Regions from separate parts of the Homo sapiens genome. Here region 2 is linked to region 1. Evidence: read pairs that join two places in POLR2A ChIA-PET (ENCODE). Cell type or tissue: GM12878. All regions are shown on one strand. Each heading gives the region's core, and the rest is flanking DNA. Links, peaks and the distances in the headings are about the cores only.

Region 1 (8,282 bases), core at 283-8,282:
AAACAGCTAACGGTATTAAAAATTAAAAAAATGAGAGAGTGAGTAAGCTAGGACACTTTGAATACTTCATAAGTTATACCTATGCTACTTCAATTTAAATCCTTCAGGTTAAAACAAAAAATGATTGGACCCTTTAACAGAATAGGTGAGATCTGCCCACACTGTGTGCAGGATTTGGGTCAGGATTTCCTGAGGCCATTCTTCCCACAGCAAGCACGTTTTGGATGCCCCCTATGTTCAGCCCCTCAGGGGTGCTGATTGTCCTCTTTTCTCCTTTCCCTGCCTGCCCCTACCCCCATCCATGCCCTCACTTGTGAAATGTGAGTGTGTAGGTCTTATACTGGCCCAGAATTTAATTTGATTTGGGAAACAATTTAAGTCATTACATGCTCAAGATTTTCTTCCCCCTTCACACCCACCCAAAAAGCATCATTGACTAAAATTTTAAACTAATAACCAACAGGGTATTGATACCAAAAGCAGCTGTTAAAGAAATAGCACTTCAGGCCAGGCACAGTGGCTCACACCTATAATCCCAGCACTTTGAGAGGCCAAGGTGGGAGGATCACTTGAGCCCAAGAGGTCAAGACCAGCCTGGACAACACAGTGAAACCTCATCTCTACAAAAAATAAAAATTAGCCAGGCATGGTGGCACATTCCTGTAGTACCAGATACTCAGGAGGCTGAGGTGGGAGGATTGCTTGAGCCCAGGAGGTTGAGGCTGCAATGAGTCGTGATTGCACCACTGCGCTCCAGCCTGGGTGGAATGACAGAGTGACACCGTGAGACAGAGGGAGTGGGTGAGAGTGAGACCGTGTCTCAAAAAAAAAAAAAAAAGAAATGCTACTCGAAAGATAAGACACCGTGAATGATTATTGGAAGAACTATTCAAATATGTAAAATCCAGTTTTTGGAAAGACAATGTCACCTGCCTCACCTGCTGCACTCATGTTTCCTTCTGCAACCTGCTTCCCTTCTGCCCACAACTGAAGTTCCTCACCTTGTTCTGCTTTTTCATTTTTCAATATACTTCTCACCTTTTTCAATATACTTCTCACCTTCTAATAAACCTCGTGAATTGCTTATCTGTTACATGTATTGTTTCTTGTCTCGATCTTCCTGCTGGAATGCAAGCTCCATGAAGGCAGAGTTCTGTGCTTTGTTCACTGCTATATTCCCAGCACCTAAAATAGTGTTTTGTTTTGTTTTGTTTTTTTAACTAAAAAGTAAAGTTTAATGTTGAAAATGCAAACTTGGGGAAGACAGAAAAGATCACACACAAGGCTGTCACTTCACACTTGGAAGGTTGCACAGCGGCCGGGCAGAGGCGCGCCTCACTTCCCAGACGGGGCAGCCGGTAAGAGGCGCTCCTCACTTCCCAGACGGTGGGGCGGCCTGGCAGAGGCGCTCCTTACTTCCCAGATGGGGCGGCAGCCAGGCAGAGGCGCTCCTCACTTCCCAGACGGGGTGGCCAGTAAGAGGCGCTCCTCACTTCCCAGACGGTGGGGCGGCCGGGCAGAGGCGCTCCTCACTTCCCAGATGGGGCGGCGGTCGGGCAGAGACACTCCTCACGTCCCAGACAGGGCGGAAGCCGTAAAATAGTGTTTAATGCATAGCAGGCACCCAGTCAATATTGAATGAACAAAACTGCTACAAAGAAATTGATATAAAAGTGCTAAGAAATTGATATAAAACTACAAAGAAATTGATATAAAATGATCCTGGGTTTGTTTTTCAAAATATTTATATAATAATAATACATGTAATATTTATAGAAAATACATGGACAGATATACCAAATTTTAGACAATAATTAATTTTAGAGAGATGAGATTACAAGAGGTTTTCTTTTTCTATTTTATATAATTCTTAATGTTTCTCACTTTTACAACAAATATTTCTGTGAAGTAAAAAAAGTACTATTATACTTGTTATATATTTGTTATAATAAATTAAAGAATTAAGGAATTTGGTTAAATCTAAAAACAGGAGCTTTGTTTTATGGGTGACATAGGTCACAGTGGAAAAAAGTTATATTATTAATATAGTAGTTTTTTTTTGAGTTTGATGACATTCTTTTGATAATCTTGAGTTGGTTTTTTTAACGTAAGACTAGCCTCACTCACTGTGAGCTGGTAAGATTCCACAGAGGAGTCATCTATTTTTTTTTTCCTCAGTAGCATAATAATAATTTTAGCTAGCTTGCCATCTGGGGACCCTTCCTAAGTGGTAGATAAGAAACTTAAAATAGGATTGTACTTTACCATCATATTTCCCCACCCAGCACTGTTACTGGCATAAATATGTGAGCAAGTGACTGGTGAGAGAGTGATGCCTTTGGCAGGGTATCTGATGGTGAGATCGACTGAGAACTGAGTGGAAGAGAAGGCGAAGTATCAGATTGCCAAAAGGGCTTTTATTCTTAGCTCAGCCCTTCACGTATCCTGCAAAGAGCTGCTCAGCAAAAGGTGCTTATTGAATTACACCTCATAACAGGCAGAATTTGAATGCTGTTCATCACAGGAGCTATGGAGTGCATAGTTTTATAGAGAGTATCTCCCCGCAGGCAAGATACATAGAACAGGTGCAGAATTACAGCATATACTCATTTCGCCTCTTGTTAAATAAAAGCAAAGACAGTCTCATGCGATCCTGTGTGCTGAGTAGAATATCCATTATAGAGCATTTTCTTTTATTTTTGTTAATATTTTTACTTGTAGATTTCCCATTAAAAAAAAAAAAGTATAGTCATTTTTCCAAACCACTAAAAAGGACACTTATATTAAAAACTGTTTCAGTAAAAAGGTTTACAGCCATGCTTTTGTTTAAAGTATTTCTCCTAAGTATATACTGTCCATTTAAAATATTGGGTTGGCGCATTACTTTCAATGACAACCACTGCAATTACTTAATAAATCGGTTAAGATGGAGGAATGCCGAGTCATATATCCTTCCCCCAAAATTAAATATTTGAAGGGATATGTCTTATTTTATTTCTGGGATAGAATGTTTTTCATTTTCATGTTACTGAAGTGTAGTTTTACTAAACTACTAAATCGGAGACTGCTAAGCACCTTCCCTGTGCCAGGCACAGCACTGGGTAGGGTGAGGGCCCTGGGAGTAAATATTCTGGGACAGGCACAGGGGGTGTACAGGGAAAGAGTCTTTCCTCTCTGTGGCATCTGGGAGGCTTTAGGATGTGGGAAAGATGGTCTCCTCATCTCAGTTGCCCCTCATTTTCAGGCAGACACGTATGAAATGATTACACTCCCCTGAAAGATCAGCTTCTACATAATTCAAGATCATCCTCAATCTCTCTCATCAGAGAGGAAGAAAAGCCGCATGAATTATTTACAGAACACTAAGTTATTTCCTTTTATGAGCTCCAACTTTGTTTTTGTCTCTGCAAACTGAGATTTTGTTTATCCATGAATAGTTTCCCCAGGGGCATGAAAAATATGACTCTTAAATTATGAATGAGGTTTTTTGTTTCAGTCCATGTTAACTAAAACATGCAAAATAAACTATGTTTTTCATTAGATCCCTTTCAGCTCCCTGCAAAAACAGAACCAATAAAAGAACGAGCAGTTCAACCAGCACCCACCAGGAAGCCCACTGTAATTCGAATTCCAGCCAAACCAGGAAAATGTAAGCACTTCTCTGCTTTCTTTATTAGCTTCTTCAAGAGGCTGGGAGAAATATATGCTAATTTATCAATGTCTGCTTTTGAAATTATGTATAATCTGCCATTCATAGTCAAAGCTATTTAAAAGCAAATTGTTTTTTCACAATTCTTCGAAGAATTAGTTCAGTAAATTTGGATTTCCCTTTCCCCTTCGCTTCCCTTTCCCTTTCCCCTTCGCTTCCCTTTCCCTTCCCTTCCTTTTCCTCTTTTTTTTGGGAGTCACGCTCTCTCACCCAGGCTGGAGTGCAGTGGCACAATCTCAGCTCACTGCACCCTCTGCCTCCCGGATTCAAGCAATTCTCCTGTCTTAGCCTCCTGAGTAGCTGGGACTACAGGCACACGCCACCACACCTGGCTAATTTTTGTATTTTTAGTAGAGATGGGGTTTCACCACATTGGTCAGGCTGGGGATTTCATTTTTCTTTAATGTTGTCTTTAGACAGAGAATAGAGGGAAACTGAAATTTAGAACAATTGTTATATCCCATGTTAACACCTCTGGTACAGATTTGGTGGGAAAGTAATCTAAACTAATAGCAAATAAAGGTGTATATGTCTATCAGTCAGGAGTATATTATTGCAATCAGCATAATCTCAAATATGGCTATGTGTGAATTCGGTGAAGAGCAGTAACCAAAGCTTTAAATAATAGTTTATAAAAATACTTCTTAAATTGGCCAGGTGCAGTGGTTGATGCCGGTAATCCCAGCACTTTGGGAGGCCAAGGCAGGTGGATCACGAGGTCAAGAGATCAGGACTATCCTGGCCAACATGGTGAAACTCTGTCTCTACTAAAAATACAAAAATTAGCTGGGTGTGGTGCTGCGCGCCTGTAGTCCCAACTACTTGGGAGGCTGAGGCAGGAGAATCACTTGAACCTGGGAGGCGGAGCTTGCAGTGAGCCGAGATCGTGCCACTGCATTACAGCCTGGGTGACAGAGCGAGACTCCATCTCAAAAAAAAAAAAAAAATTAGTGTAACGTTACATTTTGGTTTACTTCCTTACTTGATTTTTTCCTTACTTGATTTTTTAATAGTATAACAAATGAAATTCTATAGGAGCTTTAATAAGTACTTCAAAAAGAAATCTGATATTTATTATAATGGGAAAGCCACAAGGGCCAGAATTATTTATTTTAGGCACCAGATTATTAAAAACTGTGATTAAAAGGGTGTTTGTGTATGTGTACACACACACACAGTGGGTTCCAGAGCAGTTCATGGCACTGCTTGGAGTGATCACACAGCTTTCTCTGCGGGCATCTGATTTCATTTATGCCTGCAATGCCTTTATATCATAGCCCGCATGCATTCTTTCCTTTGTCTAACAAGAGATTCTGCCCACTTCATTCCTCCTAAAGCAGAACAAGCATTCCACTCTTTCACCTGTAGCACCCAGGATTGTATGCAGGCATATTCCCTTTATTTTAGGAGTTTGGTTTCTCTATAAAGCACTACCCAGAAGGATCATCTTGGTTTCAGTTTTTTGATGATTCTGTTACTAACTGATGGCTCTCAGCCAAGTAGCAAGAAAATTGAATTGAGTTGCTATGAAGAATGTGGAGGAGAAAAAAATCTAAGGTATCAAATTCTGGTTCTAGTTTCTTAGGAAGTTATATTTTATTTTTTTAGAGGTAATATTTTAATGTTAGATTTAAAAACCAGTGGTAGGCCAGCCATGGTGGCTCACACCTGTAATCCCTGCACTTTGGGAAGCTGAGGTGGGCAGATCACTTGAGGTCAGGAGTTCGAGACCAGCCTGGCCAACATGGTGAAACCCCGTCTCTATCAAAAATACAAAAAAGTTAGCCAAGCATGGTGGCACACACCTGTAATCCCAGCTACTTGGGAGGCTAAGGCACAAGAATTGCTTGAACCCAGGAGGTGGAGGTTGCAGTGAGCGAAGATCATGCCGCTGCACTCCAACCTGGGCAATAGAATGAGACTCCATCTCAAAAAAAAAAAAGAAAGAAAGAAAGAAAAAACTGGCAGTATATTTCTTTTGACAATATTATATAGCCCACAAATCAGTAAAACGATAGCTCATTGGGTTGTTTGCCTGTTTGCTATTACTTTGTTAAATGTATTCTGGATTTTAACAAGTATAGTAACATATAATAATAAGAAATTTTGCCTGGGTTTTAAGTAATACAACTTTTACAGAAATTAGTAATAAATACAAATTTTTAAATTTATTCATCTGTTGTGTCATTGTCCCCAAGACCACCCCCAGGTTTGATGATTCACTAGGAGGACTCACAGGACTCAACAGATAGTTGTATGTATGGCTATTATTTATTATAGCAAAAGTATATGAGGCACAATCAGCAAAGAGAAAAGGCAAATGTGGTGAAGTCTGGAGGAAACCAGATGCAAGCTTCCAAGAGTCTTCTACTGGTGGAGTCAGAGGACATATGTAACTCCTCCAGCAATGAGTTGTGATGACAAGTGTGAAATGTCAACCAGAGAAGCTCACTACTGATTCAGTGCCCAGGGTTTTTATTGGGGGCTGGTCAGGTAGGCACTCCTAGAAATTTTGGCACTTACCAAAATTCCAGATTCCCAGAAGGAAAGCAGATGTTCAGCATAAACCATATATTCTGTTTTATCAGTTTTGAGGATGGCGAGAACTGTCCCAAAGTCCAAGTTCCTATATGCCAGTCAAAGACCAATCCTGTGGCTGGGTGTGGTGGCTCATGCCTATAATTCCAGCACTTTGGGAGGCAGAGGCAAGTGGATCACGTGAGGTCAGGAGTTCAAGATCAGCCTGGCCAACATAGTGAAACCCCATCTCTACTAGAAATACAAAAATAAGCCGGGCATGGTGGCATGCGCTTGGCTGATGCAGGAGAATCGCCTAAACCCAGGATTTGGAGGTTGTGTTGAGCTGAGATCACGCCATTGCCCTCCAGCTTGGGCAACAAGAGCGAAACTCAAAAAAAAAAAAAAAAAAAGGGACCAATCTTGTAAGTAGGACTTTCTAGGGATAAAGTTTCAGACCTGCTATGTTTACTTTTTCTGCACACTTGTAAACTGCATTAATAAGCTTTGAAATCCTGAAAAGGATATGCTGAGGAAGCAGCTTTAATTATTATCCTGACAAAGCTCCAAGAACTAGTAGAAAATTGAATTCTAGGAGTTCGAGACCAGCCTGGCCAACATGGTGAAACCCTGTCTCTTCTAAAAATATAAAAATTAGCCGGGCTGCAGCCATAAAAAAGAATGAGTTCATGTCCTTTGCAGGGACGTGGATGAAGCTGGAAGCCATCATTCTCAGCATGCTAACACAGGAACAGAACTAAACACTGCATGTTCTCACTCATAAGTGGGAGTTGAACAGTGAGAACACGTGGACACAGGGAGGAGAATATCACACACCGGGGCCTGTTGGGGAGTTGGGGGCAAGGGGAGGGAGAGCATTAGGACAAATACCTAATGCATGCGGGGCTTAAAACCTGGATGACGGGTTGATAGGTGAAGCAAACCATCATGGCACATATATACCTATATAACAAACTTGGGTGTTCAGCACATGTATCCCAGAACTTAAAGTAAAATTTTAAAAATATTCTTTTAAAAAATGAATACATAAAAATAAAGGCTCAATTAAAAAAAAAGAATTTAGCCAGGCATGGTGGCACACACCTGTAATCCCAGCTACTTGGGAGGCTGAGGCAGGAAAATCACTTGAACCCAGGAGGCAGACGTTGCAGTGAGCCGAGATCATGCCACCACATTCCAGCCTGGGTGACAAAGCGAGACCTCATCTAAAAAAAAAAAAAAAAAAAGAGGTATGAATTGAACAGTGAGAACACTTTGGCCACAGGAGCACACCAACATGGCACATATATACATATGTAACAAACCTGCACGTTGTGCACATGTACCCTAGAACTTAAAGTATAATTAAAATATATATATATATATATATATGTATAAAAGACAAAAACAAAGTGAGGAGGACTTTCTGCTTTAAATGGCAGGTAATTTATACCCAAAGAGGGTATTTTAATTCATCATTAAGCTCCTCTTCAAAGAAAAAAAGTAAGTTGAATTCTATACTGCCAAATGTAGGAGAACTGAAATGACAGAATGATTTCTAGAGAGTTATTTCTATTTATACCAAAAATCAATTCCTCAGAATTTTATTAATATAATAATGCATATATTCTGTGGAGGAAAAAGAATGAAACTTTGGTGTCTGAAGAATTTGGAATGGTCAAGGGAAAAAGGGGATAGCTTCGTGGTGCAAATGTCCTTGATCTTATTTGAACCTGTCAGCTCCTTTCCCCGGGGCCTGTTTCTTCTGACCAGGTTGTCCTTTTCCCAGATGTCTGCAAGGCTCCCTCCCTCACCAATCCTTCAGGTCTTTGCTCATTGCCACTTTTTCTCAGAGACCTTCCCTGACTACATTATTTAAAATTGGAAATCTCCTACCTCCACATCCCACACATACTCACACCAGATACTCCCTGTGTTTCTCCTTCCAGTAAGCTATCTCCTTTCTACTTTCATATTACTGGCTTATACTCTTAAATATTTGTCACGACAGTATTATACTCTATATGATTAACTATTTCCTTGTAAGAATAAGGAA
Region 2 (8,534 bases), core at 332-8,331, 280 kb after region 1:
GTTTTTTACAGTATGTTTAGACCATTTATGTTTAATGTAATTATTGATATTGTAATTATTTTCATCTACCATTTTATTTGTTTTCTATTTATCCCAGTGTAATATATTCCTTGTTTCTCTTTTTCTATGTTGTTTTTATTTGAATTTTAAAAATATTCTCAAAATTTATATTTTGAGTTTGGAGTTTATCTCTTTGTGTAACTTTTTTGGTGGTTGCTCTAGAGATGCCAGTGTATGTAATTTCACAGTCTACCTAGTGTTAATATTTTACCTCTTCAAATAAAGTATAGAACCCTTGGAACTGCTCAGATCCCTTTAACTGCCTCAATTGTCCTTATTATGTCTGTATATACATAAGCGCCTCCAGACAGTTAATAAGTTTTACTTTTACTAGTTATATATAGCTTAAAGTTTTACTTTCACTAGTTATATATAGCTTAAAGAATTGAAGAGAGAAAAAAGTTTCTACTTTTATCCAGGTATTTACAGTTTCTTTTGCTGTTTATTCTTGAAGAACTTCCTTTAGAAGAACTTCTGCTGAAAAAGAACTTGTTGAGCAGTTTTGACAGAAACAATTTTTAATTATTTCTTCTGAAAATATATTTATTTGACCTTCACTCTCCAAGGATATTTTTGTTGTATGTAGAATTCTGTGTTTGTAATCATTTTTTTCCTTTCCTTTTTCCTTACCTTTTTCCTTTCCTTTCTTTCCTGTGTTTTTCTTCTGTTGGCTGGTGTCCATGGTTTCCAATGAGAAATCTGTGGTTATTGAAATCTTTCTTTGTTAAATATAATGTTCTAGATTTCTGCACTTGCTTTCAAGACATTTTCTTTAGGTTTTTGTTTTTTAGAATTGGGGTCTTACTATGTTGCCCAGGAACTCCTGGGCTTAAGCAGTTCTCTTGCCTCAGTCTCCTCAGTAGCTGGGACTACAGGCACACTTGACTGCATCCATCTCTCTCTTCCTCCTTTCATAGGTTCATTATGGTTTTCTTTGTGATTACTACCAAATTTGAGAAGTTGTAGGTTCTTTTTTTTTTCTTTCTTTTTTTTTTTTTTTTTTGAGACGGAGTCGTGCTCTGTTGCCCAGACTGGAGTGCAGTGGCCCGATCTTGGCTCACTGTAAGCTCCGCCTCCTGGGTTCATGCCATTCTCCTGCCTCAGCCTCCTGAGTAGCTGTGACTACAGGCGCCCGCCAGCATGCCTGACTAATTTTTTTGTATTTTTAGTAGAGACAGGGTTTCACCGTATTAGCCAGGATGGTCTCGATCTCCTGACCATCTGCCTGCCTCGGCCTCCCAAAGTGCTGGGATTACAGACGTGAGCCACCACACCCGGCCCGTGAGCCACTGCTCCCGGCCGGTTCTTATTTTTTCAATTTTTGCTTCACTTATATCTTTCTCCTTTCACTTTGGGTCTCCAAAGAAATAAGTATTAGATCTTCTGATAGAGTCAGGCAACTCCTTAAGCATTTGTTTAGTTTGTTTCAGTCTTGTTTTTTTTCAGATTGTAGTTTGTGCATAGAAACTTGATATGTATAATAAACTTGATCTTCAAATTTATGGACTTTTTCTTTGTGTTTTACATTTTGATATTGAACCCATCTCTTGCATATTTTGTTTCAGATAGTATGCATTTCAAGTCTAAAATTTCAATATGGTTCACTTTTATGCTTTCATTTTTGGATGAGAACTCTATTTTCTTTAATATTTTAAATTGACAATAATTGTACATATTATATGCAATATTGTGATATATTAATACATGCATATAACATATAATATTCAAATCAGGGTAGTTAGCATCTCCATCACCTCAAACATTTATTATTTCTTTTTGGAGAACTTTTTCAATTCATTTAGACTTTGTTAACCTTTATTTTCTAAAGCATAATTATAGTATCTCCTTTAAAGTCTTTGTGTGATAAGTCCAACATTTTGCTCATCTCATTGACATCTGTTGTTTGTGTTTTCCTATGAGAAACAGTCACATTTTCTTGGCTCTTTGTATGTTGCGTAATCTTCTAATGTGTCTTGAATATTGTGGGTCCTGGATGCATTAGAGCATAACTCTGGGCCCTGTTATAATCCTCTAACACATGTTTTGTTGTTGTTGTTTAGCAAATAGACAACCTGGTAAGGGTGGGGCTGCAAGTTCCACCTCTTCTCTGTGCATGATGTTTCCAGTGTCCCTTCATTTTTCAAACCTCTCTTACCCTACTTTGGGTTTTCTTTCATTCTTTGGTTTTTCCCCTTCGATCCAGGGAGACAGACTAGTTTGCCTTGTATTTTCCTCACATACATATGCTTCATTCAGGAATTAGGCTGAGAATTGGATGGTAATTAAATTTAGAAAGGTGTCTATTCTGATTTGGGTTTGTCCCACACCCATGCGTCTCTTGGGTGAGTTTGGGGTTATCACAGGTTTTTACACAGATTTAGAGAACCCTTTTCTCTTACTCTCTGCTATTTAGGATTCTTCCCCACACTTCTCCTATCTAGGACCTAATTTCTAGATTTCTCTAACTGGAAGCATAGTTTTTCTTAGAATTTTGCCACCCGAGCTTCTGACATCCAGCCCTGAAACAGGGGCAGATTCAGAAGAGAGAAAGGAAAAAAATGATTCTTCTATCCATATGAGTAATTCTCCAAGTTTTAACTCCCCTACACAATGCACCTGCTTTTGTTTAGTCTTCAGAGTACTTGGGAAGTTGATTTTTGTGTTTTTTTCCCCTATAATTTTATTAATATTTGGGACAGAGAGGCTTTATTGGGCTGACTCCATTTGGTTGGATCAAAATTCCCCTGTTGATTTTAGTTTTCTTCTTAAAGGTTATCTTTTATTAGTGGTTTTACAGTATATTCTTTCATCTTGGTGGGCTTTATTATTTCTTACAAGGCATATTTGCTAGCAATGAATTTTCTCAGTCTTTGTTCATCTCAGAATACTTTTATTTGCTTCCATTTTTAGAGGATACTTATCCTGGATATAAGAACTTAAATTGCAGTTTTCTTTCTGTTAGCACTTGACTGTCATCTCCCTGACCTGTGGACTCCATTGTTTCTGATGAGATGACAGCAATGAATTGCATTGTTGTTGCTCTGTATGTCATCAGTCATTTTTCTCTTGATGCTTTTAAGGTTTTTTTCATTGTCTTTGGATTTCAGCAATTTGACTGTGGTTTGTTTAGTTGTGATTCACTTTTTTTTTTGAGACAGAGTCTCCCTCTGTCACCCAGGATGGAGTACAGTGGCATGGTCTTGGCTCACTACAACCTCTGTCTCCTGGGTTCAGGTGATTCTCGTGCCTCAGCCTCCCAAGTAGCTGGGACTACAGGCATGTACCACTGTGCTCAGCTAATTTTTGTATTTTTAGTAGAGATGGGGTTTCACTGTGTGGGTCAGGCTGGTCTCGAATGCCTGGCCTCAAATTACCCGCCCATCTCAGCCTAAGTGCTGGGATTACAGGCATGAGCCACTGTGCCCGGCCTAGTGGTGACTCACTTTGTTACTTTCACTTCGGTGGTTTATTGAGTTTGAATCTGTAAGTAAATGTTTCGTCATTAAATTTTGGAAGATTTTATCCCTATTTCTTCAGATGTTTCTTTTCTGTGCCTTTTTTTTTTTTTTTTGGAACTCTTGTTACATCTATGTTGGAACACTGTATTGTCCTACAGTGTCTAAAGGTTGAATAATTTGTGTTCCCATTTTTTTCTCTGTTTTTTAGACTATATAATTTATATTGATTTATCTTTGAATTCACAGATTCTTTATTTGCCATCTGAGTCTCCTGTTGAATGCCTATAGTGAATTCCTTGATTTTTAAATGGTACTTTTTTATCTCTAGAATTTCCATTTGGTCTTTTTATACTTTTTTGAGAACTCATTGTTAATCTGTTTCATTCAATTATTTGAACATACTATTTTTTCATTTATTGAATATAATTTATTACAAGTCCTTAAAAATATTTGCTGAATCTAACATTTGGACCTTACAAGTTATTTTTGATTATTGCTCTTTTACTGATTATGGGTTATACTCTTTTTTGTTTTTTTGCATATATAGTAATTTTTGTTGAAAACTGGGCAACTCTAGACTTTTTTTGTTTTTCTATGGTTGTTGGTTTTTGTTTGGTTTTAAATAATTTGCCTCATTTAGTTTGCAGATTGTGTTTTCTCCACGGTCTACAGCTCTGACTTTTCTCTGCCCAGTATTTTTACTTTTTCCCTTTTTCTTTCCATAGCACTCTTAGGGTTTTCCATGTTTCTATATATCTTAGAGTTCAGTCAATGATTTAGCTACAGGTTCTGATAAAATTCCTTCAGCCCTTAGGCCCACTGTGTTGATCTGTATATTTTTAGGGATTGCATTCAAAGTTGTGGCTACTTATCTAGTCTCTCTTGCCTTCCCTTTTTCAGTTAGTGACCCAGGTGTCTCCTGGATATAGGTACTTTCTCAATCAGCTATGTCTGTGTGGAGTACTTATCTCAATCTTTCTATGGTTCTCTTTTAATATCTCCCTAGTAAATATCTAACTGGTCTGCTGTTCCCCCTGAATTGTGCCTGTATCTCTGATCTAGCAAAGCTGCTGGTTTCTCCCATTGATTCGTAACCAAGTCTGCCACTTTTAGCTGGAGAACTGCAGTTTTCATTTCTTACCCTGAATAGGTTTGCCCTGTTTGAAAGCAACAGTGCTACTTTTTACTGCCAGCCCCCAAATGGTAAAACTACAGTTCTTACCAACTAAACTGGGGTGGTAATGACAGGAGTAGTCTCATTAATAAGGCCACTGACTCCTGATATTCTTACCTGAATTTCTAGCAATTTCTCAACAATAAATATTTTTCAGTGAAAATTTTTTTCGGTTTTATTCCTGTCTTTTTTCATGGAGGGAAAATGCTGACTTCCATGTTAGCATCATTATTCCCCCTATTTTGCTTTTATAGTATGTTTTAATTTTTGCTACTTTCTCAGTCTTTTATTTATTACTGTGAAGAAATAAAAAATTTCTAATTTGGACTAGTATATAGAAATGTGAAGATTTAGTCCCATTTAAATTCAGTTCAGTTACTTAAACTGGGTAGAAATATTTATTAAATGTTTATATTAGTTATGTAGTTTAAAATGATTTTTGAATGATGGATAGTTCCCTTCAATCTAATTGGAGTTCTTTGAAAGTATTCTTTGGGTCCAAAAATTCAGTATTTACATTTTTTAAATTATGGATTTTTGTTTTCGATGATTTAAAAAGAGAGATGGTGGAAGGTCGGGGAGAGACAGAAAATTCAAACTAGACATTGATACATAATTTCAGTACCTGTTTATGATTACCTTGGTACTTAGTATACAGTAACATAATTTTTTTGTTTTTTGAGACAGCGTCTCACTCTGTCGCCCAGGCTGGAGTGCAGTGGTGCAATCTCGGCTCACTTCAACCTCCACCTCCCAGGTTCAAGTGATTGTCCTGCCTCAGCCTCCTGAGTAGCTGGTATTACAGGCGCCCACCCCCATGCCTGGCTAATTTTTGTATTTTTAGTAGAGACACGTTTCACCATGTTGCCCAGGCTGGTCTTGATCTCCTGACCTCAAGTGATCTGCCCATCTTGGCCTCCCAAAGTGCTGGGATTACATGCGTGAGCCACCACTCCCGGCCTAGAACCATAATTTTTGAAGGCCACCATGAAAAAAACAGAGGTGAATTAAGAAAAGGTTTCATATTAACTGAAAGTTAAATGGGGGTGTAAGCACAGTCTCAAGTGGAGAAAATTGGAGGGGGGATGGTCTTTATTGGTGACAGATAATATAGGCATGCCAAACTGTGTCATAGTCATCAGTAACATTTCCAAATTGGAATGACAATTTAATTTTCATCAAATGACAGAAATTTTCACATTCAGTTATTTAATATAAATTTTTCTCTACCATGAAATCATTTAAACATTAGCTCTGATATTGAACTTAGGTCAACAGCTTGGAAGACTTATCCTTCCTTAGAAGTGACTGTGTTTTCTGACTCAGTGTCAGTCTCATCATATGCCCTGCTTAAATTGTTATAAATTTTTAATATTTGAGTCTAGTTAATGATCTGTTATCATATTTTTAATATCTGTGAGCAGATTGAAATCATGTTACTATTCAGATTATCTTTTTGGGCGTTTCTCTTGCCTGAATTATATTTTCTGCATTGAAAATATACTGTACATACCATAGTATATTTCAATTCAAAAATATCCATATCTATTTCTTTAAACATGTAAGCATAGTCAAATAGATTGCATGAAAATATTTCCAGATTTGAATATTGTTCTTCATGGGTTATTTTTGTTATCTCCCTTACACTTTTCTTTATTTCCAAATAGAGAATAAACATTTATTTATTGTTTTATGATTAGATAAATATATAAATTTCATTGAAGCACTACAGGATTTTTCCTCCCTTTAATGTGTAAAGTATTTTTTTGTGCATTAAATAAGAACAAAACTATGGTCAAAAAGCAAAATAGGCCCATTTAACTTTTACAAAATTTACTGCTGATGTTTAGCAGATAAACTAGTTTGATTCTGCTTTGGTTAGAAGTGTTCAAAATTTAAAAATTTTTTGTAGGATAACTATTAGGTTCATAGAATAATTTCAGGTTCTTTTGATCTTCTTGTGTTATTAATCCTAATAAAACATTATTTGAAAGTACATAGACAATGTCTAGAGTTTATCTTTTGAAAAAATTATTGTGATTTTTTTTTTTTTGAGACAGAGTTTTGCTCTTGTTGCCCAGGCTGGAGTGCAATGGCTCCATCTCAGCTCACTGCAACTTCTGCCTCTCGGGTTGAAGCGATTCTCCTGCCTCAGCCTCCAGAGTAGCTGGGATTACAGGCATGTGCCACCACACCCAACTAATTTTGTATTTTTAATAGAGACAGGGTTTTGCCATGTTGGTCTGGCTGGTCTCGAGCTCCTGACCTCAGGTGATCCGCCCACCTCGGCCTCCCAAAATGCTGGGATTACAGGTGTGAGCCACCGCGCCCAGCCCTATTGTGATTTTTAACCGTAGATATTTGTGAGTTAAGCTATAGCAAGGATAGTTTTTTGATACGTTAAAATATCTTAGTGTGTTACAGTTTTTATTTTTATTTATTATGTATTTATGTTAATAATTCCCACCTTTATCTTAGATTCAGGGGGTACATGTGCAGGTTTGTTACATGGGTATATTGTATGATGCTGAGGTTTGAGGTATGATTGATCCTGTCACCCAAGTACTGAGTATAGCACTCAATAGTTAAGTTTTTCAACCTTTTCCCCCTTCCTTCTCTCCTTCTTGTAGTCCTCATTGTCTATTATTGCCATTTTTATGTCTATGAGTGCCCATTATTTAGCTCCTAGTTATAACTGAGAAGATGTGATATTTGGCATTTTGTTCCTGCATTAATTCACTTAGGATAATGACCTCCAGCTGCATCCATGTTTCTGCAAAGGACATGATTTTGGTTTATTTTTATGGCTGTGTAGTATTCTTTGGTGTATATGTATTACATTTTCTCTATCCAATCTACCGTTGATAGAAACCTAGGTTGATTTCATGTCTTTGCTGTTGTGATTAGTGCTGTAATACACATACGAGTGCATGTGTTGTTGGTAGAATGATTTATTTTATTTTGGATATGTACCCGGTAATAAAATTGCTGAGTTGAATGGTAGTTCAAAGTTTTTTGAGAAATCTCCAAGCTGCTTTCCACAGAGGCTGAACTAACTTACATTCCCACCAACCTTTTCTCTGCAGCTTTGCCAGAATCAGTTGTTTTTTGACTTTTTAGTAATAGCTATTCTGACTGGTCTGAGATGGTATCTCATTATTTTGATTTGCATTTTGCTGATGATTAGCGATGTTAATTAAGCATTTTTTCATATGTTTGTTGCCTGCTTGTATGTCTTCTTTTAAGAAGTGTCTGTTTGTGGCGTTTCCCATTTTTTAATGGGATTGTTTTTAGCTTGTATAATTGTTTAAGTTCCTTATAGATTCTGGATATTAGACCTTTGTCAAATGCACAGTTTGTCAGTATTTTCCCATTCTGTAGATTGTCTGTTTACTCTCTTGACAGTTTCTTTGTACCTAAGCGCTTAGTTTAATTGGGTCCCACTTGTCAATTTTTGTTTGTATTGCAATTGCTTTTGAGGACTTAGTGATAAATTCTTTCCCAAGGCTGATGTCCAGAATGGTGTTTTCTCGTTTTTCTTCTAGGATTGTTCTAATTCGATGGCTTACATTTAAACCTTTAATCCATCTTGAGCTAAAAGGTTTTTTTTTTTTTTTTTGGAGACAGGGTATTGCTCTGTTTCCCAGGTTGGAGTGCAGTGGCACGATCACAGCTCACTACAGCCTCTGCCTCTGCATCTGAAGCGATCTTCCCACCTTGGCCTCCCAGGTAGCTGGGATTACAGGCATGTGCCACCATGCCCAGATGATTTTTGCGTTTTTTGTAGAGACAGAGTTTCACCACGTTGCCTAGGCTGGTCTCAAATTCCTGGGCTCACGTGA

Evidence for each region. ChIA-PET counts read pairs that join two places held together with the same protein. Peaks named below come from ENCODE experiments on the same cell type or tissue, not always from the same donor. Only the 100,000 strongest peaks of a DNase experiment are listed, where the experiment ranks them.
Region 2: POLR2A ChIA-PET joins it to region 1 with 6 read pairs; 2 of 35 experiments call an interaction of 5 or more read pairs at or near these places.

Annotation. Positions count from the first base shown.
Region 1 is chr4:151,160,956-151,169,237 of GRCh38, reverse strand. SH3D19 (SH3 domain containing 19) reads left to right here. Exons shown (of 20, transcript NM_001378122.1): 8 at 3,542-3,649. Among named protein-coding and RNA genes, the nearest start is that of SH3D19-AS1, 41 kb to the right of the region's middle. In GM12878, for the core only: no CTCF peak of the experiment used is centred there; no DNase peak of the experiment used is centred there.
Region 2 is chr4:150,880,298-150,888,831 of GRCh38, reverse strand. All of the region lies in intron 17 of LRBA (LPS responsive beige-like anchor protein), which reads left to right. Among named protein-coding and RNA genes, the nearest start is that of LRBA, 130 kb to the left of the region's middle. In GM12878, for the core only: no CTCF peak of the experiment used is centred there; a DNase peak (open chromatin) is centred at 3,431; H3K4me3 peaks cover 682 bases; H3K27ac peaks cover 234 bases.